2 separate regions of the Mus musculus genome follow, and region 2 is linked to region 1. A link is a loop called in an ENCODE intact Hi-C map of the cell type or tissue named here. Cell type or tissue: gastrocnemius. All regions are shown on one strand. Links, peaks and the distances in the headings refer to the core of each region. The heading gives the core; the rest is flanking DNA.

Region 1 (15,403 bases), core at 5,131-7,630:
TTCCAGTCGTCTGCCCCATTCAGGGTGCTCTCGCTACCAAGTCTCACCAAGCTGGCTCGGCTCTTGGTGTGTGGTCTAACCTTTCCGTGTAGATGTCAAATCTGAAACTATCTCCAGTAGATCGGGCTTAGAGTCTGAGGCTTCTCCCATTAACACAGTGTGTCCGAGGCTGGACCTCTATAGCCTGGAGATATTTCTAAGACTAACCATGTCAATAGTGACCTCCCAGCACCAGCAGTTTCTGTGTCTTGGGTGAGATTGTTGGCCTGAACTTCCTGCCTGCAGGCAATATCCTTTCTGCTTCTCTGTGATGCTTCCATGACTCACAGTGCCAGGTTGATTCGATTATAAAACCAGAGAAGCCCTGGGAAATGCAATGCCTATTGGGTCTGGCATCGCGAATAGATTAAATTCAGAATGAAGAATAAAGCTGAACTTGCATTTCTAAGGACAGGACAGCCTTGTGGGGAAATAAGAGCAAAGTTAAACCCACGGAGGGTGGGGGTGGGGCTGAAGAGGCTAGGGAAGAACCCCAAGAAATTCAGGGTGATGCAAATCCTGGGGGCCAGCATTGCCAGGCAATGTGTGAGCCCTGCAGGTTTTCTGGTCATGCCGACACTCAAGCCTCTACCTTCTACCTTCCGATCCAAGGTCCAGGTGGAAGAAGCCTGGTTCTTTTTCTGTGTGTTGTCGCGCCAACCAGTATTTGGTGGGGGAGGGGCTAAAGCGGTGCCTCTGTGTGTGGCTACCCATGTGACTCGGTGTGCCCCCCCCCCTTTGTTGCCTCCTTTTGACATGGGTCCTGGGTCCCAGGTGTCTGAGACTGAGCGGGAAGACCTTGAGGAATCGGAAAAGACTCAGTATTGGGTGGAGAGGCTCTGTCAGACGCGCCTCGAGCAGATTTCCTCTGCAGAGAATGAGATTCCTGAGGTAACAGAAATTCCTCTTCACGTGGACCCTCCTGACAGTCACCTTCAGAACAATACTCTCTGGGGACAGTGGGAGGCAGGGTGGCCATTGGTGATCATCACCAGCCACACTGGTGGACATTTCACTGTCTACAGCCCAGCCCTGACAGCTGCTGTCACCTCCTGTCATGAGGAAGGGAGATGAGTCTGTATGGATGAATTTATCTACTGGGTGACTACAAGTCCCTTCTGTCCTGAGACAGTCCCCACTGGGCTTGTTGTGCCCTGCTGTAGTTACCAAGGGTCCCCCTTACATCTCAAACGTGTCCTATTTCAGAGGGTAAATGGTCTGACCATGCCCAGATGGCATAGCTCAAACCTCTCTTGTGTTTAGACTACTCCCTCCCAGACCTACTGGCTAAGCTGGGTAGCTGGGTGGCAGTGCCCATGGTTCTGGTTTGAGTGATGGGGATCCAGCAGCAAGAGAAAAAGAGCAGAATATTTCTGTTGCTTTCCTGTGGAGTTAATAATGACAGAACTTCTTCACCCCCAGATGACCACAGGGCCCCCACCTCCCCCACCTTCTGTGTCTCCTCTGGCCCCACCCTTGAGACGATTCGCTGGTGGGATCCACCTCCACACCACTGACCTGGATGACATCCCCTTGGACATGTTCTACTACCCCCCCAAGACTCCCTCAGCACTGCCCGTGATGCCCCACCCTCCATCTGTCAACCCACCTTCCAAGGTCCCCGCGCCCCCTGTGCTTCCCTCATCAGGTCACGTGAGCAGCTCATCCTCACCATGGGTGCAACGCACTCCTCCCCCAATCCCCATTCCTCCGCCTCCATCCATTCCCACCCAAGACCTCACTCCTACCCGCCCATTGCCCTCAGCACTGGAAGAGGCCCTGGGCAACCACCCCTTCCGCACTGGGGACCCAGGCCATCCAGCAGATGACTGGGAGGCAAACACCCACAGTGGGAAGCCCTCCAGCTCCCCCACCACTGAGCGGAGCTTCCCACCTGCCCCAAAGGTACCATCTTATTCTGCATGTTGTGCTTGCAAAGGAAGTGGGGTGTGGGTGGATGCTGTTTCCCGTGCCCTCCGCTGCCCCCGTGAGCGGAGATGGGAGGAGACAGCATCTTGCCCCGTTTCCCAGGTGTCATGTGCTGTCCTGCATGCGTGTGCCTTCTACTGATTTTGAAGTCCTGTGTTTACATGGTGAATTGCTGTGGCCATGAAACAAGCAACAGTGAGTCTGTCAGGTCCGTGTCAGCAGCCTCTGATGATGTTAGCCCCTGAGCTAGTGAATGCTTATGGCCTGCTGGGTAGTGCTCTCTGGTTGTGTGGAATAGCCAGCTGTGTCTTCATAGGGACCGAGAATTCCTCATGTGTAGGAAGTGAGCCCCTGGTTCAACTGGAGAAGGGGTGCCTGGGGGAAAGCTGGGGTGTACCTAGCTCTGAAAATAAAGGGTAGTCTTAGGACACTCCAGTGCCTTTCCCACAACATTAGCTGGCAGCACCGGCTTGGTGTGTAATCGTCAGACACGTCTGGCCGGGACCCAAGAAAGAAACCCTGAAGATGAGAGACTTCTTAGAAGTTCTCAACTATTAAAAGACAAGAAATGTTTTTCTTGGAGGTTGACAGATTGAGCGGCGGTATTTTCAGAAAGATCTATTTCCCATCAATTGATCTTTATTCAAAGACTGCTTTGGAAGAGTCGGTCCCTGGGCACCATGTAAGACTTTTGAGCCTAGTAGACAGTGGTCAGGTCCGACTCAACTGAGGAGGCTCCAGTCCACTGGGGGTGAGGGGCTGCAGGGGTGAGGACTGCAGGGAGAGGGGCTGCACAGTGTTGGCAGCACCTCCCCAGTGGCTTTCATCGGCCTCCCACTCAGTATCCCAAAGGGAGCGTGTATTTAGTAGATTAGATCACTCAAGGGCGTCAAGGAGATACCAGGTGCCTGCTGCTGACTGGCTGACAGTCACGGCTGGAGGATCACAGGTGGACTGGAATACTACGGACCTCTGGTGTGGGGCCTTGATTCCTAGACCTCAGATAGGGAGAGAGATGTCTCCTCACTCTGGGAACATTTCCCCAGAGCTCAACCAGACATCAGGTTTAAGAGACTGTGTTAGCCTGGCACAGAGGGACCCATCCTTCTCTGTAAGTGACCCCAGAAGATGGGCAGTAGCTTTTCCCTAACAAATCTGATTCAGAGACCAGAGGCCAGGCTCAGGCCTTGCAGCTCTTGGTAGATGGAGCAGAGCTGAAGAAGGTTCCATGCAGCTGGCACACCTGAACTTTCCAGGGATTTAACTTTTGAAGGGAGAGCATCTATAGATATGTGGGTCTTCTCTACGATAGCGCAGCCTACATGCTCCAGCTGAGGATACCTCTGCCTTGCTGGGGCTTAGAGCTGAGCCTTGAGGGGTACAGTGCATGAGGGGCAGAGGAAGGGCACCAGAGCAGCAAGAAACCTAGTGATGGCAGGGGAGACAGTAACAAGTCAGACCTTGGCTTATGGATCGTATTCTGCTGTTCCCTGGCTAAATGACTTGGGGTACCTGTTACTCCATCTCTGTGAGCCTGGACACCCTGGTCTCACTGCATAGGAACGCAATGGTACAAGTTAATGCATGAAGGGGGAGGTGGGCAGCATATAATCTGTAATCTCAGCACTCCAAAGGCTGGGGCAGGAGGATCACAGAATGTGAATACAACCTGATCTACACAATAATTTCAGAACAGTCTGGGCTACAGAGTAAGACACCAAAACAAAACAAAACAAAACCCCCACAAATAATCATAAAAATAAATAGGGTCTCATGTTGCCTAGGCTGGCCTTGAACTCATTATGTAGCCAAAGATGGCCTTAAGCCTCTGCTATGCCTGCTTCCACCTCCCAAGTGCTGGACTTACAGGCATATGCCACCTGCCTGTGTTATGTGGCACTGAATATTGACCCTAGGCTCTTGTGGGTGCTAGGAAGGCACTCAACCAACTGAGCTACAGCTCCACCCTGAGCGAATGCATTCTGAGTTAAGACTTAAAAGAGTTGCAGGTGCATGCGTAGTTCTCATTAGATAATAATCTGGTCCCTAGACCAAGTAAATTAGAATAAAGTAAATTAGAGCAAAACTTTGAATGGGGGGAGGGAAGGATCATCTTAGCAAATACTGAGTCAAGACTCGAGACAGGCTCCACTCTCTCTAACTCTGCAAGGAATGAAGAATGCCACAGTTCGCTCCTGTTCGGAGTAAAGAAACATTAAAGTCCCCACATAAAGTCCCTTAAAGGACTGGACCACCATGAATATCTCAAAACACCCAGACTGCCCTTGACTCAAAGCTATCTCATTATGCTGGCCTCCATCCCATCCATCCTGCCTAGTCCTCTGCCTGTGTGCCCCTTGTAAGTTCTCAATGTGTACAGCAGGAAGTGTAGGTAACATGTCTGCATAGCTAGCCTCAGGTAATAGAGTCGGGTACTGTGAGCCTACCACCCAGCACCTGCCCAAGGAAGGTTCCAGAACCATATCTGCCAGGCACTGCATGCCATGCCAAGTATACTGTTGAGTTATTTGTTTATTCAGTCAATACTTACCATATGCCAGACACTCTGCTAGGCACTGGGACCTAACATTAGACAGACAGCCATAGTCTTTATCCAAGACAGTCTAGTGGGAGTGTCTAGTCTGATGGTGGGGGACCCACAGATATCTGGGATAAGTGTGAGCCAGCCTGATTCACCAGTCTTAAAATAACTCCTGTAGACATTTTGTCCAAGCCCACAGCCTCTACAAGGCCTTGGCTTGTCCAAACCTGTCATGGTCCACCAGGAACTCACCTTGGTCTACAGACCAGCTGTAAAGTCTGAGGTCCTGGGGAGGAGAAACGTCAGGACTGGACTGGCTAAGTGGAGGAGCAATGGCTTCAGGGCAGTAGAACCTGATGTCTTAGAGGCTGATGTTGGGCAGTCTGAGGGGTCTGGGACAGAGACAGTGGGAAGATAGAGAATCTCATGAAGGGTGTTGGGAGGCAGGACGGTAGTGTTGACAGTCTCTAGGGACCAGTCAAAGGGTTTGGGGACAGGGCTGTGCCCTGATGAGAGATGTTTTGGCAGGTAATCAAGCGTTAGAGTGAAGAAGACAAGTGCTCTCAGTCCCTGAATAGTCTGGTCTCTGATGTGTCCTCACCCCAGGGATTCTGGATACTGTGCCCAGACACTGGGAACCAGAGTTGCCTTGTGTCACACTACAGGGCCTTGAATATATCCAGGGGAAATGGCCCTTTAAGGAAGGGGATATTGGGTGGTCAATGTGGGGGAGCCTTGAAAGTGTGTCCTCTGACTCAACTGGTTGATTCCCTAGAGCCACTCAGCCACACTGAGGCTGTAGAGTTCTCTTTAGGTGATGCACCTACCCCAGGCCTCCTCTGTCTGGGCAGATGTATCAGGCTGGCTCATGTGCATGGGAGTGACTTGCATGTTTGTAAACATACAATGGCTATCCCTGGCCACATCCCCTATGACGCCACATGGGTATCTCCTAAACTAACCCCCGTAGACATTCTGCCCAAGCCCACAGCCTCCACGAGGCCCTGGCGTGTCCACCATCTCCAAACCCGTCATGGTCCACCAGGAACACAACTTCGTCTACAGGCCTGCTGTGAAGTCCGAGGTTCTGGTAAGCCCCTTGGGTCCCTCCGGGGTGCTTCTAGAGTAGCAGTCCAAGATCATGTCACCTGGTTTCTGACACCTCTGGAAGGGAAGTGAGATGTGACACAGTCAAATCCTGAGTCATCTTGTCACCTTCTTATTGGTCAAGGGATGAATCCACATGATTTGCAGTGGGTATGGACCCGTACAATTCTAGTTCTTTCGTTGACCACACACAGCCTGAAGCTCCGTCTAAAGATGGCAGTGTTGAGCCTGGGGAGGTGGCTGAGCTGGTGCAGTGGTCACTGTGTGAGCATGGGCACTTGAGTTCAGTCCCGGGATTCACATTTTAAAAAAAAGAAAAAAGAAAGTTGGGCTTGATGATGTAATCCTTGTTCAGAGGAAACAGGCAGGTCCTTGGGGCTCACTCGCTGGCCAGCCTAGCCTACTCTGTGAGTTCCAGGTCACTGAGAGAGCCGGTGGCACCTGAAGGATGATGCCTGTGGTTGCCTTTAGGCTTTATGTCCATGCACACACCCCATTTCACTTCTCAGCTATCACTAGAACCAGCTGCTGGGGAATGGAAAGTTCTGCTCACTCCAGTCCCCACAGTGAAGGAAGCTGGGGCTCACAGGCACCCCACAGGGTTCCGATCTCTGACTGGCCTCACACCGTGGAAGCACAGTCATGGCAGAACTTATATTCCCTTCCAGGAAACCCTACCCAAATGTCAGGGCAGGGCACTCCGGTACTTATTTTGAGCGTTAGCTGCTGTCCCGTCGGCTCCCCCAAAGGGCAAAGGTCATGCCCTGGGCCAGCCTGCTGAGTTCATGGTGCTTGTGCTCTCTGGTTCATGGTACATGGTGTCAGTGCAGCTTCATAGCAACTGCAAGGTGGGAGGCCTGGAGTGGTCCCCGAACATCAGCCTATCTGGGGAGGGACACAGTAGTCTCAGGCTGGCAGCCCCAGAACCTGGCGCCAGGGGGCAGACGATACCTATTTTTAACATCCGGTGGGGAACTGTCTTTTTATTTCTGGCAGCCGCAGGAGATGCTGAAGAGGATGGTGGTATATCAGACAGCATTCAGACAAGTAAAATGAGACCCGTGTGTCTGGTAGTCGTGTATAGCTGATTCTGCCCCACCCGTCTCACTCTGTGTCTGACTCCTCCTCCTCCACTCTAGGTCTTGGCAGTTTCAAGGTAGCCCAAGTACCATCTTCAGGGAAGCCTCAGGCCAGCTCTGTGTCCCCCTCACCCCCAGCAAAAGGAGACCCAGGGATTTTCAGAGCTTAAACACGGATGGAGAAAGCATCAGTAGGATTCCCCACCCCTACCCTCTGGTGGTCCAAGGAGGAAGAAGATCAGAGGGCTAAGATTATTAGCTAGGCTAAGATTATTAGCCCTAACTCCATCCTTGGAGAGAAGGGGGAGAGGGGCTGGATACTGCCTTGCTTCTTAGGCTGTACTTGCTCCAAGCAGACCACAGCCTTTCTTAGCCTCAGGAGGGTGGCAGCTTAGCTTCTCCACCTTTCTGGGCTTCACTGGGATCTGGGAGTCCCTGCTGGCATCTGAATTAGGTTAGGCAGGGTAGAGTTAGCTTCCATCCAGAGCTAACTATTGGACTGACAGCTTCATCCCCATTGAAAGAGGCCCCCCGAATCAAAGGCAACCTGGACAGCAGGCTCTCCAATGCCCCCACTCACAAGCCTGGGTAGGCAGGAAATAGTGTGGGTAGGAGGCATAGGTGGAGTGTCTGTAAAAGAGGCCGCTGACAGCCCAGGACCCGAGATGGACAGAAGACCTTAGAAGGTGTGCCGGGCAAGCCCCATTTCTAAATTCATCAAGGGTCTTAAGTTCACCGCAACACGGTGGGGAGCTCTATCGTCTTCCCCGTGCCACAGAAGTGAGGCAGTCACAGGAGCCATGGAGCACCTCTGCTGTGTGTCAGACCCTGGATTTAGATCCAGGACACTGGTTCTGCTATCTGCTCGAGAGCATTACATCACCTGCCTCTCAAAGCACAGGCCTTGCCCAATAGACCCTGAAGGACCAAAGCTGAAGACACCAACACCTCTCAAAAGCAAAAGGACAAGAGCTCCGGGATTATAAGGCTTCAAGGATCCAGTTAAACCCTTGGCTCCTCCTCTGACTCATGACCTTAGGCATCAATGTCACCTCTCTGGCTTTAGTTTCCCCATTTGCGGAACAGAGGGTGTGGCTCTCCTAAGGCAAACCAGCCGTAATGTTTCAGACGTCTCAGATTTCTCACAAGTCTCAGACTTTGCCACCCAGCCATCCCTGAGAATAGTATTCAGGGCCTGACAAAGGGGAGTGTGGCCAGCAGGACCCAGTATTCCAAAAAGAACACCAGGGATAGATAGGCCTCTCTTAGTGACAAGGACATAGGTCCCAGATTCTGCCTAGTAACCTCTCTGGTGCTTAGATGTGCTGTGCCCCTCGTTCTGTGTGCTGATTGACAAGCACAGTATGGCCGCCAGACAGATCCAAAGCCTCATGGGGGTTCAGCCTGGAAGATAAAAGCCTAGGGAGAAAGGGTGCAAGCAGAAATTCAGGGGCCCAACTGCTGCCCTCATTCTTGCGCCCAGTGTCTCATAGCTGCAGTCTGGGCAGGGGCAGGATCTCTGGCCCACTCACAATGCTGCCTGCAGACCTCAGAGGAGACTTGGTGCAGCCTAGGAAACTGTGTGGCCATTTTTCCAGTGGGGACTGACTGTGGTTTAATTCAGGATTAGCACCCTGGCTTCTGAGGCCTGTGGGTGCCCTAGTTTGGCTCACTGTGTATGTGACCCCTGGACCAATTGCCCTGGATTTGCCCCGCTTCTTCTTACCATGATGTTTCCAAGTCCTGGCCCACTTCACCCCAGCAACCCCCCCCCCTCCGAGCATGGGCCCCAGAGCTGTATGTCCTTTCCATCTCCCTTGGAGAGGGAGGCTTTGTAACTCCTAGGTCAGTCAGACTCCTACTCCTAATCTTACCCCCCACCCACTTCTTCCCTTGGTACAGACTGACACGTGCCTTCCTCAGTCACTTTGTGGCTGTGTTCTCCAGGCCAAGAAACCCCTTAGACAGGCCTGCTCCCCTCCATGAGGTCAGAGTACTAAGTGGAGAGCCATGGATTCACTCTTTTGGCCTGGTCACAGCCTCCAATGGCGATGTAGAAGGCCAGCTTGGGCCAGCAGAACGAGACTTCTTGTGAGACATGGGCCAGCCACCTAGGCATCCAGACCCCAGTGGTATCCCTGGAGCCACAGTGGCCACCACCGGCTGAACAAAGCAGGGACAGGGACAGGCTCCTCTAAGTACTTCCTGCGGCTTCTTGCTTGCCCCGCCCCTTTACTCCGTCGCTATGACTGCCAAGCTCCTCCCTCTGCCCCCATCCCAACCACAGCTACTCTGTATCCCTTGCTCACCTCTGGCTCCTGGATTCCGGCTCTCTTGCCCTCTGCCCTGCCTGCGTGAGCTTATATGCAGTGTTCCTCCATCACCCGCGTCTCACCGTCCTAAGGCCCTTTCTTTGCTTCCAGGATTTTCGAAAATACGAAGAAGGCTTTGATCCCTACTCCATGGTAAGAGGGAACTCTCCAGCTCAGAGGGGGGGGGGGCAATGAGAACCATGGTGTTCTCTCTCTCTCTCTCTCTCTCTGTGTGTGTGTGTGTGTGTGTGTGTGTGTGTGTGTGTGTGTGTGTTGCCTGTGTGTAATGGGTCCATCATCGAGGCCACACATGCTCTTACCCTTCAGCTCACAGTTGTTCCCTTTTTGGTTTTCTGTTTCTAGTTCTCGCCAGAGCAGATCGCAGGGAAGGACGTCCGGCTTCTGCGAATCAAGAAGGTACCTGGACACGGGGCAGAGGCTGGTCACCAATTCTCTCTGCTCTGTCGTCTTGGTTCCCTGATTAGTCTACTCCTAGGAGACCTAGCAGGTTCCTGCTCCTCTCCTGGCTCCCCTGGGGATGCTGCTCCTTGTAGGGGGTACTCAACCCAGATCTTCTTTCTCCTATGACTCTCTCATGGCCTCTGTACTGCATGGTCTCGTGCCTTCTCCACACTACAGCTCTGTCAGACTTCCTGGTGCTCTGCAGGCCGCTATCTGTGTGGCTGCCTGAGACCTGCTTTCCTCCACCCAGGAGGGGTCTTTAGACTTGGCCCTGGAGGGAGGCGTGGACTCCCCCGTGGGGAAGGTGGTCGTCTCTGCTGTTTATGAAGGGGGAGCTGCGGAGAGGCATGGTGAGTATGGACGGGCTTTGCCTGTTTGGGGAATGGTGTGGTGGCTATACCAGATGTCCCAGGAGAGCAGACATCCATCCACTTGGCTTCAGATGGTCTCATAGTTGTTCAAGGATATCAGGTCCATCCAGCAAACCATCAAGCTAGTTTCAGCCATTATCTGAGGCTGTGCCATGGTGCCAGGACCTGAGGTGGCATACCCAGATGCCACCCTGCCCTCTAGGGACTCCCAGGCTAGTGGCAAAAATGGGCCTAGAGCCTTATCATAGGACTCTCAGCCAAGGATTGATGGGGAATGCTGGTGGAACGGAAGCCATGAGAACCCAGGAAGAGGGCAGGGTATGGGATACAGTGAAGCCTACAAAGATGACTGGTGCATCCTGGGAAGGGAAGGAGGACTTTCCGGGAGAGGAAACATGCAGAGAGCAGGCAAGAAGCATCCTTACAGAGCGGGTGGTCTGTGGGATGAGTCACAGATCAGGCGTTAGTCTGTGGGCCTGGCCACAACCCTGGGACTAAGGATATCACAGTATTCTAGAATCCCTAGTAATCAGAATGGTATATACCATAGTGGTTCTCATTCTACAGCTTAGAAAAAGGATCCCCAGCCAGTACCAGATGCCAGGCAGGTCTTGAATCCAGGCAAATCGGTCATTTGGTTTAGTGCCCAGTATAGGTAGCACCTCTAGGTGCTTCCTCAGCCTGGCCCCTCCCACAGGGCCATCCCTTCCCCCATACACGCTGCCCCTCCCCCATGCTGGGGCTGGGGATGTGGCTTAACTGGCACAGTGCTTGCCTAGCGGGCATGAAGCCCTGAGCTGCAGCCCGAGCACTGTATAAAGCAGGATGCAGGATCTGTGACCTGTGTCTGTAGTCCCAGCACATGGGAACTGGAAGCATGAGGAGTAGACGTTCAAGGCAACACGGTGAGTTGAGGCCAACCTGAGCTACACGAGACCCTGCTTCAAACATAAATGGAACTCAGAACTCACCATTTACTGGGTCAGGATCCGGGCTGTCTCTTGCTTCATGCTGTCAGCTCACTCACCCGACAGCCTTTGAAACCCTGAGTCTGGAACTCCACTGTTACTGCTGCCTCTGCCACCTAGGCCAGAGGAGGAAATTCTGGGATCACATCCCTTCAGGCTAGAAAAAGGCTGCCCCATAGCCAGAGGGGCTTAGGATGGAGGGCAGAGGACACGAGCCTGAGACAGGAGTCTGGAATGAAGGGCCCCTGGTCAGTGACAACTGGGCTTCAGCAGTTACTGAGGCAGGCAATGCACCCTGGCTGCCCTGGGCACTCTCTCCACCCTGCCAACCATGGCCCTGGCTTCAGAGAGTCCTCTAAGTCCCCCTCGGAGCCTTTACCTCAGCTCACAGAGGCTTCTGCTTACCCAGGCAGCTGTCATAACTTCCTGTGGTGGGGCACTCTCCTCTTCCACCCCCATTTCTGTGCAACCTGAAGGATGCTTTGCTGCCCGTCCCACCCTTGTCTGTCAGGGAAAGATGAAAGAGGCCCTGTGCTGTTCCCTGAGTCCCTTGCGACTTTACTGAGAGTCACTTATCCTCAGTCCCTCTTCACAGGGAAATCTGCTGTATGAGGTTTAGACCCTTGCTGATTTAGACGTCCCAGGACATTGCCAGGAACATGAGTTTCAAACCTTGCTGACACACACCACATTCCCATAGTCTTCACACTTTCAAGGCTTCCAAGTGATTGATTTCGCCGCAAGCCAGAATTAAGTGCACATCAAAACCAGGATTCTTTACAAAAGGGAAAAAAAGAGGGACATGATGGGCAAAGGTGTAGGAAGCCATACATAATCTGTCAGCTTACAGAGCCACAGTACATATTAGCATGTCTGAGACTCCCTGGTCTTCTTGCTGTGAGGGGTCCTTTTCAGTCTATACTTGATGACTCCTTAGCATCACTAGATCCCAGGACAGTTTACCCAGCAGCACATTCCAACAGTGTTCTCTTTAATACTCTTCCGTTGAGACCCTATTGTGTTAAGTCCTATGAGAAGCGCCAGGGTGAGCATGGAGCCAGGAAGAGTCTCACCTTCTTGGAGCTGGGAGGATGGCTGGAGGGGTCATCCACAAACATTTGAGTAGCTGTAGCCACACTGTGAAAACATGCTGAGCACGGGGAACAGGGCACTGGGAGGGAATTGAAGGACTGGTTTCTGATGGAGAGCGTGGCGGGCATGGGAGAGGTATAGCTGCCCTTGACGGCTCAGGCTCTCTGAACTGCATCAGAAATGCTGGTCCGTCTGGCTACAGGGTGCAGATTGGGCATGCCAAGGACTCCGCTCTAGTCTAACGGCTCTGCAGAGCCTAGAGAGGACCTGTGGGAGGGACCTTTGAGGACCTGAGCTCTTGCTTCTCAAGAGCTTTCTGAGCCCAGGATGCGGCCTCTTCCACTCTCCCACTCTCCCACAGTCAGACAGTCCTGAGTCAGGCACAGGTCACAAGCAGTCCAGGTGAACACCTATCTACTTCTTCCTGAAGGTGGCGTTGTGAAAGGGGATGAGATCATGGCCATCAATGGCAAGATTGTGACGGACTACACCCTGGCTGAGGCCGAGGCTGCCCTACAGAAGGCCTGGAATCAGGGCGGGGTGAGAATGAGCCCCTCCCCTCTTCCCTTACCGCCTGCCTCAGACCCTGGCCTTACAATGGCAATGGCCAAGTCCAGGGCTGGTACTCAAGGTCCAGACAGTGGACTGGACCTGAAAGGCTGGATGTGGAAAAAAAACCCTCCAAGGTCTTCTCTAAGTGTGTGCTAAGGAACAATCAAGAGGAATCAAGAGAGTATTGGGGGCTGCTAGAGAGTGAGCAGATCAGAGGTCAGATGCAAGCGGGGCTGTAGTCTTCTCCACGCTTAGCGGATACCCACATGGACCAGGGCTCCCACATGGAGTCTCTGAGGATGTGCAGTGCACCGTCTGAGGGGGTGCCCTCCTACAGACTTTGATGTAAATGGTACCCACTCATGGTGTGCAGTGCACAACCTGTGCCACTGTGTGCAGGCAGCTGAGCCTGAGGTATTAAGTTCAGTGCCGAGGAAGCTGACCAGATGGGCCTGGGACCCACATGAAAGGATGTGGAGAAGAGAAGACCAACGGGTAACATGATGAGCGTCTGTGGACAGAGGGAGCGGTTGTGTTCTGTGCTCCCTGGAGTGGGGGGGAGGGAGGTCACAGGGTGGGGAAGGTACAGCTCAATCTTGGGAGCTCTGGCATGGGGGTGGGGACCAGTGATCTTTCAAGACTTGCCACCCAAAGCCATGGTGGACAGTGATGGGCAAGCCAGCAATGGCGGTGATGCCATCTAGGGGACTGTCAAGATCAGAGAGGCCAAAAGAGTCAATGTTTGCTATGGCTCAGGATTAAGGGTGCTGCTTGTCGGTGGTAGTCATTCCTGCATGTACCCGAAACTATAAGGGGTACAGCTATGAGTTCTGTACAGTAAATGATTCCGAAGTGGCTGCCCAGCCCTGGTCTATAGATCCACAATTGGGGACTTGGTAGCATCTGAGGGTCTAGCAGCCCTGCTTCTGAGGCTTTTCCTAAAGTGTGGGCCTCCAGAAGGGAGCCCTAGCCCTCACTGTGCCCTGGCTGGCCCTGGGCTATAAAGCCCAGGAGTGGGTCAGAACACCAGGCAGGTTCACCATGCATTTCTCCGTGTGCCCTGTGTGGTCACACGGTTTCTCCCTACAGGACTGGATAGACCTTGTGGTTGCTGTCTGTCCCCCTAAGGAGTATGATGACGAGCTGTAAGTGTGAGAAGGCACCCTGCCCTTGCACCCCATGCCCTCCCAGGATCCTAGCCACCTTTCTCCAGCCTCATTCAGGGAAAGGGATGTCCTGGGCACGCATCTGCTGGCAGTCATGGGGCCTAGAACACCCCGGGCTAGGGATACCCTGAACCAGAGTCATGGGTCTTAGTAGTCCTGGCTCACAGTCATCGGCCCATCCTCCCCCGCCTAGACTGGTCCATTCCACTTGACTTGAAGATTCTCCAGTGTCTCTAGTGGAACCAGGGCTGGGGCAGTAGTGAAGAGGCAGGCACGGTGCAGGAAGAGTGCCTGCAGAACCTCCCCCAGTAGTAACTGAGCCCTCTTGTCTCCTGCTCCACTCTGCATGTGTAGCTCTTCTCTTCCCTCCTCTGCAGCCGAAAGCCCCCAGCTGGCCCGAAAGCAGCTTGAAGCCTATGAGCCCGTGTGTAGACACGGGTTTTTCCTGCAGCTGGAGCCCACGGTGACTAGGCAGGCAGCCGCAGGGCCCCGTCTGCCCATGCTGCGTGCCATGTGCTGCCCGTGATCCTGGAGGTTCTTTGGACTGGTATCTAGAAAGACACAGAGGCAGCCTGTGGGGGTGTTCTCTTGGGGCTGCTCTCAATGGCTGAGACACTAGAGCTTACGGAGGTGGGGGGTACACAAAGACCAGCTTGGGGCACTGGCTTAGAGTCCTGATGCCCACAGGCCTTGGGACCCGCTCTGGGTCACACTCAGAACCTAGTTGGAGCAGGGTAGCACTGAGCACAGTGGTGTCTCCCTGCTGCTGGACTAGGCTGGAGAACACTAAACCTCCTGCTGAATCTCCTCACAGGGGCCCACGAGGACCCCTGAGAAGCCCCAAGCCCTGCTTAGGCAGAGCCATGCCATTCAAGTTCCTTAAGCTGGTCCAAAGAACCAGGGTTGGTGGGTTCCATTGATGTGACCTGCTCAGCCCACACTGTCCTTGGTTTCCATCCCACCTTGAGCTGGGCTCCCTCTGGTGCACCAGGGAGCCAAGCTATGGATTGCTTCCCTATCTGTGTTCTGGGTTTAATGGCTGTGACTCTGGAGTTGATTGTGGCCCAAAGCCCACAACTAGGGCAGCTCCAAGCATGGCTGCTTCTGTCACAATTTCCCCAAAATATTGTTCATGCTTTATGCACCATGACAGTGGACCTGGCTACCATGTCCTCAATGTCTGCTTTGCCACTGCTTGCTCTTCTTGACAAGTGACTCCTGTCCTTCCTGCTGCTCCCACCCCCCCCCCCAATCCTGACACCCTTTTGACCCCTCCCCCAGCTTCTGTGTGCTGTGGCTGGTGTGTTTCTACTCGGGGCCGAACTGAGAGGGGGGGTCCCTGAAGGCTGGAAGGCCTGTGTGCTGCTTCAGTGGGGCCGGCCATGGATAGAGGGTCATCTGCAAGTCCTGTCCACTCCATCTGTTTCCTCTTCTCCACAGAACCTTCTTTTAAAGTCCAGAGAGAGAAACCAGACAGACCCATCCTGGAGGCCGGCGAGCTCCGCACCCAGCCCCTGAGCTCAACCTGAGAGACACCAGATGTAGAAAGTCTCCCTGGAAGCTGACCCACAAAGCCCTGTGACCTGGCCCCTCCTCTGAAGGCCAGCAAGAGGTGGAGCAAGGATCAACTGCTGTTCTGGAGTAGGGTTCCATCTCCCATTTCTTCCAGCTCTGCCAAGTTGGCCCTCCCTGCTCTCGAGTGTTCCTTTCTTGAGACCTCAGGGTGCCCAGGTCCTGCATCTCTCTATTGCCCCACTTCCTGCTATAATCCCTGATGAAAACCT
Region 2 (15,403 bases), core at 7,306-9,805, 88 kb after region 1:
CATGTGTGGCTATAGACAGGACACTAGGGCTTACGTAAGCAGTGGGTAGCTGGTTTGAAGGAGCTAGAAATCTCCAGGGAAAGCTCAGCCCATCAGGGGTGTCTGACCTGTGTCTTTCCTCCACTACAGCAACCCAGAGCGGGAGACAGCAGCCGACTCGGATGCCAGGTACTTGTGCTGGGTGTGTAGAGCCATTGTGCCCTGGGAGCGGCTGCAGGTCCTCTCTGGCCTGGGAGCTGCCCCATCTCTTAACACCATGCTTGTTCACTCTCAGCAGCTTCGGGGGCAGGGGGATGGGAAGGAGGGGCTTTGGAAACTACAGCACACTGAATGTCACTTTCTTGGCTCTGTGTCTGTAAAACATGTCCTTCTGTGTAGAGTCCAGCAGCTGCTGAGGGTGTAAGGAGGCCAGGCTAAGGAATTGCTTAGTTTGGCGACAGTTGGGGGTCCTCCTCCCTGCCTCAGGGTTGCGGTGGAGCTGGAGAAGGCTCAAGTTAGCAGTGAGGGGCTGGGGATTGGGAGGTGATGAAAGTCTTGAACCTAGCCACCTGAGGCTTGGACTTTCCAAGATGTTCCTTTGGGCCTTGAAGCCTCAGCACTATGCCAACAGTGGCTCTATAGAGTCTCCTTCTCTGACCTGGGAGACTTCCCTCCAAAGGCCTGTATCGATTCTCCTTTTTAAATGAGTCAAGTCCTGAGTCTCCTCATATACCCGTGTGGTTAAACAGTGAGGTTCCTAAGTCTGTCTGTACCCAGACCCCTGTGTGTGGTTGCAGGCTGTGTCCCTGGGGTTACAGAGACACAATGTGGTAGTGGAGGGAACGAGAAATCCTTTCGGAGGTCTGAGTCCGTCAGGAAGAGCTTGACTTGTGTTACCCAATACCCACCATGGATTCCTGTCACGTGCCCTGGCTGCCTCAGTTACGTCCACCCTCTTGCCCCAACCTAAGCCATTGATCGTACTGACAGTTGCTCTGAGCATGCGCCCTGGGAAGACTCTCACACTCAGTCTGTTCCAGGAGCAGAGGCCCCGTAGCCTACGCATCTCAGAAACCATGGCTGCTAAATGCCACGGTGGAGGAGAACATCACCTTCGAGAGTCCCTTCAATAAGCAAAGGTAACAGCCTCCAGGAGAGGGACTGGGGAGGGCTGGGTGTGCTCCTTGGCACCTGGGCATCCTGCAGTCCAGCTAGCATCTTCTAGGCCATCTGGAAGGATTCAGATGCCCCTGGGTTCCAGCAGCCTCTTCCCATGAATGAGAGGAGGGAGAGGGTGTTGCTGCCTTGTCTAGCTAGGACTGAAGTGGAACTGAGTTATCCACTGTGATCTCTAGTCCTCACCCCACACACACACATGCACACAGGCACACACACACACACCACAACATTCCCTAATAACTGTCATAGCCACTGATCACTTAGCAGTTGCCCAAGAAGGGTACGGTACCAGGCTCTTCATACATGCGCTCTTACCTGACACAGTAACACTCTTGTGCCCATTTTATGGTTGAGGAAAACAAGGTTCTGAAGCTTAAGCAACTTACCCAAGGCCAGTCAGTAAATTGCGGAAATGGCTGTCAAATCTGAAGCTGCCTAAGGACATGTGTCACCAAGAAACTCCGAACTCTCCATGGACGCTGCCTGGCACCTGTTCAGGCTAAAAGCTGGCCAGATGACGATAAGAAAAGCAAGCTAGGCAAATATTTGATCAGCCATCATCATTACCACCTCCAAACACTCAGCAGTGGTTTGCCCAGATGGTGCCCCAGCATGGGCTCTGACTGCATTTCCCACCACTCAGGGACCATAAGCCCCCTCCCATCCCTCACTCAGCTTATTTGCCTCCATACAATTTCATCCTTCAAATATTTAACTTGCCCCAGGCTGTGTAAGCGCTGACCTTAGCTCTTTTCCATTCTCATGGTGTTTGCTTACACAAGGCAGGAAGTGCATTAAAGCCATCACTCACTGGGGCCCAGCAACCCGCAGGCTAATGACCATTCGAGGACTGAGGCCCCACTCTGACCAGGCCTATCAGCTGACCCACCCCCCTGTCTTTACTCTCCAGGTACAAGATGGTCATCGAAGCCTGCTCCCTGCAGCCAGACATAGACATCTTACCCCATGGAGACCAGACTCAGATTGGGGAACGGGTTAGTGGCAGCCTCTCCTGTCCCCTGCCCCCATGTTCCCACTGTGTCCTGAGGTCCTTCTCGGGAAGCATGAATGATGGAACAGAACAAAGGAAAGGGCTGAAGAGCTTCAAGTAGTATGAAATTGTGAGGACCATTGTCCTGTGTTGTGTGACTTCTCCTGGGAAAGCATAGAGAAATCTCTGTTCATCCCAGATAGGGCAGCAATGTCAGACTAAAAGGCAGTTCCCCCAAAGTCTGTCTTCGTGAACCCATGAGTCTGTTGGGGTTAATTACAGGAGTATGAGTGACTCAAAGGCAGCTATATATCCCAAAGTCCACTGCAGCAACCTGTGCAACTCACTGCAGTTTAGCAATTGCTTCTGCTGATAAAACCATGGGGAAGGCCCTATGAATCTTGTAAGTTTCAGGAGCTTTTTGAACCTTGTGAGTTTGCCTTAGTTCATGAATACCATGTGGTTCCTTAGCTCCCTGAGTCTTATAAGTCTCCTTCCTTCATCCAGGAGAGAACAGTTCAGTTTGGAGGAGCATTTACACAGAATTCTGGCTGATGGGAGAGGTCAGCCACTCCAAGCTGGGGGATAACTACATCTCTTCATTGAGCCCCAAGTGCATAGTGAGAACCTGAAGGGCTGAGGGCATGATCTTTTCCTCTCTTTTGATGACAGGGCATCAACTTGTCTGGTGGTCAGCGTCAGCGAATCAGTGTAGCCCGAGCCCTCTACCAGCACACCAATGTTGTCTTCTTGGTGAGTATCCCAGATGAAGTTTCCCTGGGGCCCTCACTTCTGACTGCCTACCTGCTTGATTCTGTAACATCATCATGGTTCCCTAACATCACCATCACCACCACCATCACCACCATCATCACCACCATCATCATCATCATTCAACAGCCTCCCTAACCAGGATCAAATGCTAGAGATACTGCCTTTATCTTACTTAGAGAGAAACTGAGGCAGGCTAGAACAGTGCTGATAACCCACTCTGGGATTCCCAGTGAGCCTTGCAATAACCTTGAAAGGGTTATTGCACACACAAGGGCAGGCGAGCTGTGGCTAGAAACTACCTCTCTAAAGGAGAAAAGAGCAGCCCCAGCTGTCGACACCTACGCAGCCCAGCTATCAGAATGCAAACACACGGAGTGTGTGGCCCCACTTCCCAGCCTGTGCTCAGGCTAGACACTGCTAATTAATTGCCAAGCTATCATTCCAGAGAACTCAAGGGGTCCTCAGAACCCTTTAACACAGCACTCTAGCCATCGAGCATGAGATAAAACTTGCCTACCTCATGTCAAGCTCTGGGCTAGGTGCCTTGGTTTGTACTGAAGGAATCTTAAGACCCATCCCTTGACCTCGAAGCTTTGAAGTTTTATTAGGGGGACAGACTCACACACATGCAGGAAATATAGCTAGTTCAAAACTAAGCTGTGTGGCCCAGACCATGAGACAACTTTAATGGTGGGAGAATTCAGGGAGGGCTTCCTGGAAGAGAGCCTTGAAGAGTCAATCAAACAAAAGGACAGTGATGGACAAAGGCTCGGCACAATGAACATCAGCTCCCTGACCCTAGCTTTATCTTCTCCCTCCAACCCTTCAGCACACACAACAATCCTTGCTAGTGATGTTTCTCCCATACATTCTTAGACCTGGCCCACGATCAGCAGTTATGAAGTTCTAGCCCACCCAAGGTCCCACCTGATATATAAACAACTCTGTTGGATAAAAGTCCAGTGGCTGTTTTCCTCCGTTCATTAAGTTAATTGGTAACAGGCGTAGGCTCAGGGTGTGAGATCTTGGGGGCCTTGCAGGCAGGAGTATCCAGATGATATGATCTGGCTTTGCCCAGGGTTGTCCCTGGGACAGAGAGGATGGAAAAGTTAGGAGCTGGTCAGGGAAAGACACAGAAGGACTCGGATTAGGGTGAGTGGTGGGTGGGAAGCAATCACTGCGCAGAAGGCAGAGCAGCACACCACACGGAAGGGACAGCTCTGGCAAAGGCTAGAAGGGTGGGCTCATTGGCAACCTGGAATGGAAGGAGCTTGGGAAGGTCAGGTAAGAAGTGGGGCTAGGAAGGAAGTGTGGGCAGACTAGAGAGGGACTGGGAGACTGTACTAAGGAGCTTCATAGGAGATGGGTAGCCATCTATGGTTCAGGAGACAGGGAGCAAATTGATAAGGTCTGTTTAAATAACTGAGACATTTGAGCCCCAGAGAGGTTAGGTGGGTGGTCCAAGGCCTTGTAGCCAACCTTCGTCAATACCTAGATCAGCTTCGTTAGAACTCCAGAGAGTTCAGCTTACCTCGGCCATTCCCTACAAGCCTGCCTCTGCCTCATCTTTCTCAGGATGACCCTTTCTCAGCTCTGGATGTCCATCTGAGCGACCACCTGATGCAGGCTGGCATCCTTGAGCTGCTCCGGGATGACAAGAGGACAGTGGTCTTGGTGACCCACAAGCTACAGTACCTGCCTCATGCAGACTGGGTGAGGAGCCACAGAGGACAGACTATGGAGCTCTGTGTGTGTGTGTGTGTGTGTGTGTGTGTGTGTGTGTGTGTGTGTGTGTGTGTGTTTGCGCGCGCACACGCATGTGCTCTTCAAAAGAATCAGCCATGTGACCCAGAAGCAATGGCTGATAGCCACAGCACAAGATGCCAGTCCTAAGTGGTTTTGTGCAGCCCAATAAACACTTGTAGTCCAGTCTTGGTGTGGCTCAGGCCTGAGACACTCCCAGCCTGCCTTGGTTCCTTTCTGGTGTATATTAGAGGAGCACCGGACAGTCTGAGGAAAAGTAGACACTCAGTTCTTACCGTCTAGAAGGCCTTGTCCTGCCTGCTTCCCCTGGCTATGTATGATCTGTTTAGATGGGAGAGCCAAGCCTGGGTCTTTGGCCTTTGGGGATGAGTGGGTTGGAGCCTCTGTTGTGTGGAGGATGCTGGAAAAGAGGCAGTAGTCCTGTAGACCACAGCACTCCCACAGAACATGGTGCTGTGAACCCCATGCTGACTAACAGAAGAACTAACCCTGTTCTTCAATAGATAGGGACATACTTCTCTCCGTCTCATTGGGGATCGATTAATGCTAAGACAAAGACAATGAGCCTTTGGAAATCTACACCTGCCTACTCCTAATCCAAAATGTCCCTGGACAGCCGCCACAATCTGAGACCCTCTCAGATCTTTAAGGCTGAGCCAAATAGGCCTGTTAATTAATTTCTCTCAAAATAAATCTTCCATGGGAAATGTGAACCTCCTCCACTATGATAAACACCAGAAGAAACAAAATTCTGAACGCTATTAAAACAGGTAAAGTGACTTCAGAAAGCCAGGTGGTTGTAGTTCAGAACGACCCTGAGTCCAGTAAGGCAGACATGGAGGTGCCTGGTTCCTTGCGGTATCTGTGCACAGGATCCCAGGATGCACGGCAGCTATGTATGGTGGTGTCGTTGGGTGCAGCCATACCTGCTTGGACTAACAAGCGTGTTACCACCAACTGATAGACTCTACCATCAGGTACAGCTCAGGATAACATACAATTGGCCTACTTAGCATATGGAAACTGATGTTGATGGGGTCCTGTGGGTAACCTGCTTTGCTGGCCAAGGGATACTCATTAGTTCTGCAAAGACACCCACTGAGGATGGTTTTTGACAAGAGTGGGTTGCCAGACCACACAGGCAGTGGATTAAGGTAGCTATTGATAGAGCGTGAAAGATGCTACACCCCTGTCTCAGACTCCTCTAAGGGAGCCAAACCTGTCTCCTGGCTGCCCTGGCAGATCATTGCTATGAAGGATGGCACCATTCAGAGGGAGGGGACGCTCAAGGACTTCCAGAGGTCTGAGTGCCAGCTCTTTGAGCATTGGAAGACCCTCATGAACAGGCAAGACCAAGAGCTGGAGAAGGTGAGAACATAGGGGTCACACAGCCGCCCCTGGATTCTAGTTCAAGTTCAGATTCTGCTTCTAGATGTGCCTGCCTTGCCTGCTCTCATCCCCCGCCCCCCAGGAAGTCTCCAATTGACAGGGTAGCGTTATACAGAGGCAAAGGGAAAAGCTGGCCCCTGTGCAGGGACCCAGGACAGAATCGGGTGCACACACATGCCATGTAGTTGAAAGGCTCCCGAATCAGCTCAAGCTAGCTAAACAAAGGAAAGGACCCAGGTAAGGAATTGTCAGTTCACGAAACCAAAATGTCCCAAGAGAGCGGTGGCTTCGTTTGTCACCAGATCACCACCAGGATTCTGTTCCTCTCTGTCGCTTTGCTTCACTGCTCTCAGATCAGCCCCATTCCCAGGCAGCAGTGCTGTCTCAGCAGCCCTGGGATTCTTTTCTGCAGCCACAGAGAGCTTCTCACAGTTCAGTCTGGTCACGTGCTCATCACCCTGACTGGATCGTTGCAGCTAGGATGGCGGGATGTGAGGATTAGCCAGTCTATGGCCATGATGCCACCTGAGTTGCTCAGATCTCAGAGACCAAGAAGAGGAGAGAGATGGGTGTGGTGGTGCACACGTGTAATCCCAGCACTGGGAGGCTGAGGCAGGAGGGTGAGAAGTTCAAGGCTAGGCTTCTTCCTGCACACAACAAGAGTATACTCCTCTGAGATACTGGGGTGCTGTTAGTCGACAAAGAGAAGTTAATTCTGGTAAGATGAGCATGTGTCTATGTGTGCCTGCCCTAAGGTAGAAACAGCCTGTAAGCCAGTCATCACTAGGTAGTCGCTCCTAACCTCCACTTTCCCACAAGCACACTGTGGGAAGAAGACATTGGCCAGGCTCCTTATGTCTTTCAGGAGACAGTCATGGAGAGGAAAGCCCCAGAACCGTCTCAGGGCCTGCCCCGTGCCATGTCCTCAAGAGATGGCCTTCTGCTGGATGAGGACGAGGAGGAAGGTATGGCCACCAGCCTGGGGGCGCAGTTAACACCAACGATATGCTAGTTGCTTTCCTTTTGCTAGGTCAAACTACTGACAAGAAGCTAGCTTAGGAAAGGTCTGTGTGGGTTTGCAGGGATATGGTCTGATGGTGGCATGGAAGGCATGGTGACCGGAGACGGTCACATTGTGTCCTCAAGAAGCAGAGGGCCATGAATGTTCAGCCCACTTTTTCCTTTTTTTTTTTTTTTTTTCAGTTTAGGACCCCAGCTTAAGGTATGGCGCCGCCCACAGTGGGCAGGTCTGCCCACCTTAAGTAGCCTATTGTAGATAACCCCCCTCTCTGTTTGCCCAGAGGTTTGCCTTATGGGTGATTCTAGTTGACAGTATTAGCCATCACACAGAGAGAAACTGAAGCCCCGGGGGTTCTGGACATGGTCGAGTAGTGTGGTTTGATTAAGCGTCTTCTTTCTCTCTATGTTTTCCCATCTGTAAGTGGGAATGAGATGTCCCCTGGTTGACCTTCAGAGGGTTGTGATCTGTGAAGCTTCAGGGTGGTTTCTTGCGACCTGCAGAGGAGGCGGCCGAGAGCGAGGAAGATGACAACTTATCTTCGGTGCTGCATCAGCGAGCCAAGATCCCATGGCGGGCCTGCACTAAGTATTTGTCCTCTGCCGGCGTCCTGCTCTTGTCCCTGCTTGTCTTCTCCCAGCTACTCAAGCACATGGTCTTGGTGGCCATTGATTACTGGCTGGCCAAGTGGACGGACAGTGCCCTGGTCCTGAGCCCTGCTGCCAGGAACTGCTCCCTCAGCCAGGTACAACTGCAGTCCATAACAGGGCTGGTGGAGAGGCGGCGGGAAGGCTGAATCGGCACACAGCCGCAGGACACACTGACTCGCTCTCTTCCCACTTAGGAATGCGCCCTGGACCAGTCTGTCTATGCCATGGTATTCACCGTGCTCTGCAGCCTGGGAATTGCACTGTGCCTTGTCACCTCTGTCACTGTGGAGTGGACAGGACTGAAGGTGGCCAAGAGGCTGCACCGCAGCCTGCTCAATCGCATCATCCTGGCCCCCATGAGGTACCCCAAACCTGACCACAGCGGGGCAGGTCACTATGCTCTGCATCTTAAATCCCCCATCTATGAAATGAGCACCGATGACCTCTGTCCCAGGCTTGTGGGGGTGACTCATGTGTGTGTATGTGTGTATTTGTGTGTGTAAGTGTCCTTATGCAAGAAGCAGGGAGAACTGGCATTTGCTCAGCAGACCCCTGTGAGCATCTTATATGGCTGGTTCATTGGACAGTCCCATCAGCCCTCAACCTGAGCATCTATGGGCTTCTGATAAAGCTAATTTCCTTCCCTGGGTGATATAATCTCTCTGCCCACAAGTTCCACTGCCTCCTCTCCCCAACTCCCTCTGCAGACTGCATTTTCTGACACTGGGGGGTGGGGGGAGTAGGATTAACTGTTTGAATCACCCTAATGAGATGGAACAGAGCCCTGAAAGTGTCAGGTGTCGAGACGCTTTAACATCATGCCCGACTGGCTGGTCAAACTGATATGCAACCACATGAGCATGCTGGTTCCCCGGCCTCGTGGCTTCCAGACCTCTGTAACTCTACCTCATAGCTAGCGCTCTGCTTGGCTACTCTTTGACTCTCCAGCTTTGCTGACTCTGTGGCTGGGGGACATGGCGCCTCGTTAACTTACCCTCTGTTTGCCCCTAGTCAGAAGTTCAGAAGTTCTCTGGCAGGGTTGGGCCAACTCCAGGTCGCAGCCAGAGTGCTGACAGCTGACATAGCTTCTCACTGTCATCCAGTTGACAGACTGTCCCCAGGGAACGGCTCTCCTGGGAGAGGGCTCTGTGTCCCAAGGGAAGTCAAGCCAAGGAGGTTCTCAGTGGTCACGGTGAGCCTGAGAGTCAGGAAGGCTAAACGGAGGCCAACACCCTTTTGAGTAGCTGCAGGAATTCTCAAGGACACAGGCCAGATATTTGCAGACCCACAAAAGCAACTGCCTCTAGGAAGTGAGATCCACAGATGGTTCTAGAAATATTTAAATCAAGCAAATAGCTGCCCTCGTTTCATAAACAAAGAGTAGATCAGTCAATAACTAATTCTGGTTCTGCTTGCCTCTTAGGTTCTTTGAGACCACGCCCCTGGGGAGTATCCTGAACAGATTTTCATCTGACTGTAACACCATTGACCAGGTACTGACTGCTGTGCTGGCCCGAGAGCCCTGGGAGCTTTTCCTCTTAGACACTGGCCTCCACATAGATGTGCAAGGCCCTTTGTGGGGGGCCCAGTGTCCCTGAGTTGGGAGCCCAGTGTCCCTGAGTAGAGAGCCCAGTGTCCCTGAGTTGGGAGCCCAGTGTCCCTGAGTAGAGAGCCCAGTGTCCCTGTGTGGGGAACCCAGTGTCCCTGTGTGGGGAGCCCAATGTCCCTGAGTGAGTGGGGAGCCCAGTGTCCCTGTGTGGGGAGCCCAATGTCCCTGAGTGAGTGGGGAGCCCAGTATCCCTGTGTGGGGAGCCCAGTGTCCCTGAGTGGGAAGCCCAAGTGTTCTGCTCTGACCGACACTGCCTTGGGGTCTACAGCTTCCCCTGAGAGCTTTCCTAAGACTGAAGGCTGTTTGAAGATTCCACTGGCTCATTTAGAAAGGTTCCAGAATATTCTGAATATTCACATGGGTTCAGCCTATCTCCTTTACTGACATCTTACTAGATGGTGAGAAAACAGAGTCTGGACTCCTGCCCCCAGAGAGTTTGCAGGGCAGCCAGACAGATACACATCAGCCTGGAATAAAGTAAGAGACAAACATGACAGCAAATGATACTCCAAAGAGTCTAACATAGCAACATCCCCACTGTCTCCCCTTTGTCCCCAGCACATCCCATCCACGCTGGAGTGTCTGAGCCGATCCACTCTACTCTGTGTCTCCGCCTTGACTGTCATCTCCTACGTCACACCTGTGTTCCTCGTGGCCCTCTTACCCCTAGCTGTGGTGTGCTACTTCATCCAGAAATACTTCCGAGTGGCGTCCAGGTAACAGCAGCATTTCCTGTCTGGCGGGCGGGGGTTGTAGGAGCAGGGATAGGATGTCCTTTGCGATGGCAGTTTGGTACACTTGCCAGACTCATAAAAGTGATAGCCATGCTTCTCAAAAATTGAAAATAGAAATAACCGATAGAAATGGGGGAGATGCCCATCCTAACGTAACGTCTCATCTGTAGGCGCACGCTCTACAGTTCATACCTCAGTTGCTCCCTGGGGAGATGGGACAGGAGCAGGATGCTTCCCCTTAGGACTGTGTGATCCCAGGAGCCAAACTGACTCAGGAATCAGCACTGGTCTCTAATGGGGGTCGGGGGAGGGACCAGGAGATGAATTAGCTCGCTTCCAAGTCCACAGGGGTGCAGAGCATGACTGGGAACCTCGACTGCACTGAGGCTCCTGCAGACGCTCTCATGGATCATATTTACCCATTGAGACTCACCACACAATCACACACACACACACACACACACACACTCACACACATACACACATGCACACACGTTTCCTACTCAAAGTATTCTAATATATTCTCTAGAGAGTTCTTCCTAAGAGTGATTCTGTTAAACTCACTGATTCAAAAAATTAGAATGAAAACTTAAATGACCCTCTAGGCCACAGTTACTCAAACCGCCAATTACAACCATCATTAAATCAGATACTGATTCATAATTAGCATTTTGAAAACAGTGAGGTAGAACCAAGCCTAGGAGTGAGTTATAGCTTGGGTAGAGCACTTGCCTATCATGAACACACGTTTCACACACATATATGTGTCTGTGTATATGCATTCTATTTGGATCTATAACATAAATTATCACAACATTTCACAACATGAAACCTATGCTTTGGCCATGTAAGCACGGCTCCTTATTTGTGATACAAAATGTACTGCTTTTATACTTCAGGTCATGGTCATAAAAGCTAAGTACCTTTCCCGAGTGCGTACAGTTGATAAAGAAACAAAATACTGCCTGGCAACAATGATCATTATGTTTAAATGCACTTTATATCCTAATCGCCTGCCCATAAGACTCAACGTTGATATAAGTGGCTTTTTGTTTGAATGGCTCAGAATCTCCAGGCACCCTGTGGGGCGGGGAGCACTTTGCATTGGCATTAGCAAAATGGCAGTGTCTTTTCAAACATACCGTGGTATACACACCATGGTACAAGCTGTCCTGCAAACTTCACCTCTCTGCCAAGGAGGGCATGTTCGCCCCATTCCTCTGATATCTGGCTCTTGCAACAGTGTCTAGGAACACTGCTCTGTGTTTTCCAGCTGGCCTACCTGGCATATGATATGTGGCTGTGGGGAGTAAGAGGCCCCTTGTTGCCATGGAAACCAGTAACCTCCTCTCCCCACCCAGGCTCCTGGCCTAGGATGCCCTGAGGCCCGCTGTGGCTCTTAGGCAACAAGGAACTGAGAATCTGGCCTCTCTGTTCCTTTGACCACTGTCCTATATAACCTGTGAAGTGGACATATATACATACATACATACACACACGCTCGCGTACACACACACACACCACCCCCCTATCTCAGTGCCAGCTGTGAGGTGGACATTGCCCAGGATGGTTAGCCGGCTCTGTTGAAGCATTCCACATAAGCATTCTCTTTGGCACGCCCAGTAGCATCCCAGCAACAGAAGCATCCCAGTGTTGCCATCTCAGCAAGAGAGAAATGGAGACTGACAGAGATGAAGTTGCCCAGCCTGGTGCATCCCAGCTGAGGCTGAGCACAAGCTGCCGTCCTAACCACTCTGTTCCTACAGGGACCTGCAGCAGCTGGATGACACAACGCAGCTCCCTCTGCTCTCACACTTTGCTGAAACCGTGGAAGGACTCACCACCATCCGTGCCTTCAGGTACAAGCCCAAGAGTCCCCCAAGGTGGGAGTGGAATGGAGGGTGGTGAGCCTCAGACTCACAGGTATGATGACTTCAAAGGACCCAAAGCATTACCCGTCTTAATCACACCTTAGGCCTGCGCAATGTCCTCTAGCAGGGACAGGCCATGTGGACTCCAGGTGTGAAATCCTAGCCTTACAGACAAGCTGAGGGCCTCAGAAGTAAGGTGGGACATGACAAGAAACCAGCCTGGGACAAATCTGTCCACACTGGAAAGGCCCTAATACCTGAGGCCTTCCAAGGTCAATGTTACCAAACACCAAATAGGGTGCTCACTCTACACTGTGACTCTAGGTGCTGAGCATGAATTGTTCCCACTGCACAGATAGGGAAACTGAGGCACTGAGCAGTCACAAAATCTCTCTGGGAAATGCCCCCACGAAGCAAAGATTTGAGCCCACTCACCCATCTGATAACTCCACTGAGCTCCTCCTGTTCTGAACCAGTGCCAGGCACTGGAGATGTGTCACATGTCCCCAGAGGCATTATGTCCCCAAGGCCATATGACTGTTGGCTTTACTAGACCTGGGGATAAGGCTTTGGGAACATAGAAGGGAAGAAGTCGGGGAAGGCTTCTTAGAGGAAGAGTTACAGAAACTATGGCTCAAAGCAAGAGTTCTCTCACCCTGAGGAGTTTCTGGACGTTCAGTGCCCCTGGCACCATGTATGTCACCTCCTTGAGTGGAGGTATTGGGCTGGGAGCATCTGCAGGTAATGGGGAGTAGAGAAGACCCCTGTTCTCACAACCAAGAAGTGGTTAGATCTCCTGGAGCCTCAGGCCCCTCCTAGCCGGACCAGAGACCCCCTGACCCACGACACTGGCTTCTTATGTCAAAGCTAACCCAGAGAGTGACAACAGGTTATTTTTAGAACGGCACAGCTGCATGACAATCACCATGTGACACCAAGCCCTGTGTCAGGAGCAACCCAAGGGCTTAGGGCTCAGCTTAGGGCCCAAGACCTTCATCTTTTCCCCTACCACTAATTCCCAGATCAGCCTTAGGAGAGGTGCCTCGGGCTTCGTCACAGACCATACTCGCTCCTGGGGCAAGTGGGCCTGTGGGAATTCACCTCTCAGATGTCATCTGAGGAAAGCAGAACAGAGCTGTGTCCTAGCCCAGGCTATATTCCCTGGATACTCCCCTACCCCTCACAAGCATGAACCTCTCCTTGCAGAAGCCCTGAAACCCAACACAAGGCTCCAGAATCCACTCCCAGGTGCCCGAGGTTGCTTTAGCTTTGGGCCTAGCCTCTGCTCTAAGTTTTAAAACTGGTGTCCAGAGCCCTTGGGTGGGGCCTGGCACTGCAGACTGATTTTCGTAAGTGGCTAGGCTTCTGAGCAGATTCCAGCTCGGTCTCTTAGCCTCAGAGCAAGGCCAGGTCTCCGATCAAGCCTGTGGTCAGCCAAGAACCTGATGCCGTGTTCCCCACCTCTCCACCCGCATCACGCTGAAGGATTCATAAATTTGAAAAGACTTTTTACTCACTGCTATACGTGCCTAATTTGCTGGCTTGAGCCCCGGGGTCTACCCTGGTGGAAGTTAACTAGCCTCATCGATTTCACACTGGTGGAGTGCCAAGGGCTAAATGTCACATATGAGTTATTAGTAGTTACCCTTGTAACAGCCACGTGACATAGGTGTGAGCTTAAGCCCGGCTGCTCTGCACTGGGCAGTGAGGTCAAGGCGTTCATCATCCAGTTAGCACGCACTTCTCAGAGCCAAGTCTGGGGAAAGTAGCTATGAAGCTCAGCCTGGCTACCTGCACCTCCCCACCCGCACCCTCACCCCACCCAGCCCTCAGAGGAGGCAGGGCTGTGGACAGTGCTACAGTGGAAGTGTGTTGAAGGCATGAGGGTGGACAGGAACAGCCGTTCCCAGAGTGCCCTGCACCGGGCTTGGTATGGCTCACAGGCCCTCAGGTCATGCTGACACCAGTGTCGCCATTTTGCCCTTGAAGAAACCATCTTGATCCTGGCATACTCATGGTCCGTGGATGCCAAGTCTAGGTTTGCACGGCTATGCCACTCTTCCCCAGTCCCCAGGCACATGTGTCAACTGAGTCTACTTTTATGGCGTGCACACAGGCCCTCAGACTCCCAAACACTCCCCCTCACCTTCTTTCGGGCACGCATGCGTTCACACACACACATACGTCAGCATGCATGTCCTCGAGCCCTTCTCATGCCGAGATTCACACTCACCTCAGACCCACCACCCCCACCCCCACCCCCACGCATCCACCACTTGTCTGTGCAGCGCACACTCCCCCACCACACCTTGGAGATGCTTTTTAGCATCCTCGGATGCGTGTCCTCTGCCCAGAGATGATTGGAGCAAAACAAACCTCAGAGGTAAGAAGCACACGCCTAGCATGGCGTGGGTCCCTCTGAGTCCCTGGATTTGGTGCCCCCCCCCCATTTAGTGTCAAGATGGCTTTTCATTGGTCCCTTTGTTCGCCATTAAGCAAGTACTTCCCTGACACCTCAGGGCCTGGCTGATGCCAACAGGGTCTGAAGGAGGTGACAGAGGAACCCAGACCTCAGAGGAGGCAAGTCTGTGGATAGTGGTGCAAGAGAAATGTGACAAGGGCCTGGGGGTGGGACAGAAAGCCCAGAGATCCTTGTCCTGCTAAGTCCTGGAGATGGCCAAGCTAGGAGGGTCACTGTGTTTCTTCCATTAAGATTTCCATGATGGTGTCAGGCTCAGGGAGCCAGGCAGATGCACTTCCTACGCTCACACATGCCCCAGTCTGTAGTGAGGCGGATCATAAATGGCTAGAGAAGTGAACGTTTGAGCAGATTCTCAGCAGCTAACAAGCTGCAGAGAGAGAGCATTATAGACTTAAGGGGTGGCCACTGGAGGGAAAGGGGGAGTCAGGGAAGGCATTTCTGAGCAGGTGCAGTTAAGGTCAGGCCTGGAGGCTGAGAAGGGAGAAGATTTATAAAGATCAAGGGAGAAAGCTGCCAGGTGATGGAAAGAATGCAAGTGTTTGGGGGCAGGGGATGATGCCATGGCCTGGAAGGGCTGGGGAGCCTACTGCATAATGAGTGGCAGGAGATAACATTGACCATAACTGGTCCCTACTGAGGAAGTAATGCCAGATGCCACTGATGTTCTGAGGGGGACACACTGCTGTAGAAAGAAAGCTAAGCTGACACCCGGGAGTAAGAAAACCAGAAGAGCTGTTAGGGATCAGATGTACCCTGGTGAAGAGGGACAAAGCTCTGTAAACCAAGAAAGTCCTAGATGAAGCAGGAGAGAGGTGGACAGAGACAGGGACCACATTTGTGGTCAGCCTAAGAGCTGATCTGTTTGGGAGCTGCTGAGAGCCCGCTGTAAGTCCCACCCTCTTCCTCCACGTCCTGCTCATCCTCCAGGTACGAGGCCCGGTTCCAGCAGAAGCTCCTGGAGTA

Evidence for each region. A loop is a pair of places that touch in the nucleus more often than their neighbours do. Peaks named below come from ENCODE experiments on the same cell type or tissue, not always from the same donor. Only the 100,000 strongest peaks of a DNase experiment are listed, where the experiment ranks them.
Region 2: a loop joins it to region 1, with 2.3 times the contacts of the local background. A loop is called at or near these places in 4 of 42 quality-filtered maps.

The regions. Positions count from the first base shown.
Region 1 is chr7:46,195,391-46,210,793 of GRCm38, reverse strand. Ush1c (USH1 protein network component harmonin) reads left to right here. Exons shown (of 27, transcript NM_001163733.1): 17 at 814-930; 18 at 1,462-1,944; 19 at 5,481-5,600; 20 at 6,614-6,664; 21 at 9,120-9,161; 22 at 9,372-9,425; 23 at 9,721-9,820; 24 at 12,332-12,441; 25 at 13,543-13,598; 26 at 13,974-14,090; 27 at 15,060-15,403. The coding sequence ends at 15,072. Among named protein-coding and RNA genes, the nearest start is that of Abcc8, 23 kb to the right of the region's middle. In gastrocnemius, for the core only: CTCF peaks have their summits at 5,825 and 6,540; a DNase peak (open chromatin) is centred at 6,547; H3K4me3 peaks cover 1,209 bases; H3K27ac peaks cover 2,500 bases.
Region 2 is chr7:46,109,608-46,125,010 of GRCm38, reverse strand. It overlaps Abcc8 (ATP-binding cassette, sub-family C (CFTR/MRP), member 8), which reads left to right. Exons shown (of 39, transcript NM_011510.3): 18 at 130-168; 19 at 1,020-1,118; 20 at 2,069-2,153; 21 at 2,822-2,902; 22 at 4,499-4,636; 23 at 5,930-6,055; 24 at 6,942-7,041; 25 at 7,598-7,839; 26 at 7,939-8,105; 27 at 9,168-9,237; 28 at 9,912-10,069; 29 at 11,854-11,946; 30 at 15,368-15,403. Among named protein-coding and RNA genes, the nearest start is that of Gm51481, 13 kb to the right of the region's middle. In gastrocnemius, for the core only: no CTCF peak of the experiment used is centred there; DNase peaks (open chromatin) are centred at 8,594 and 8,818; H3K27ac peaks cover 2,189 bases.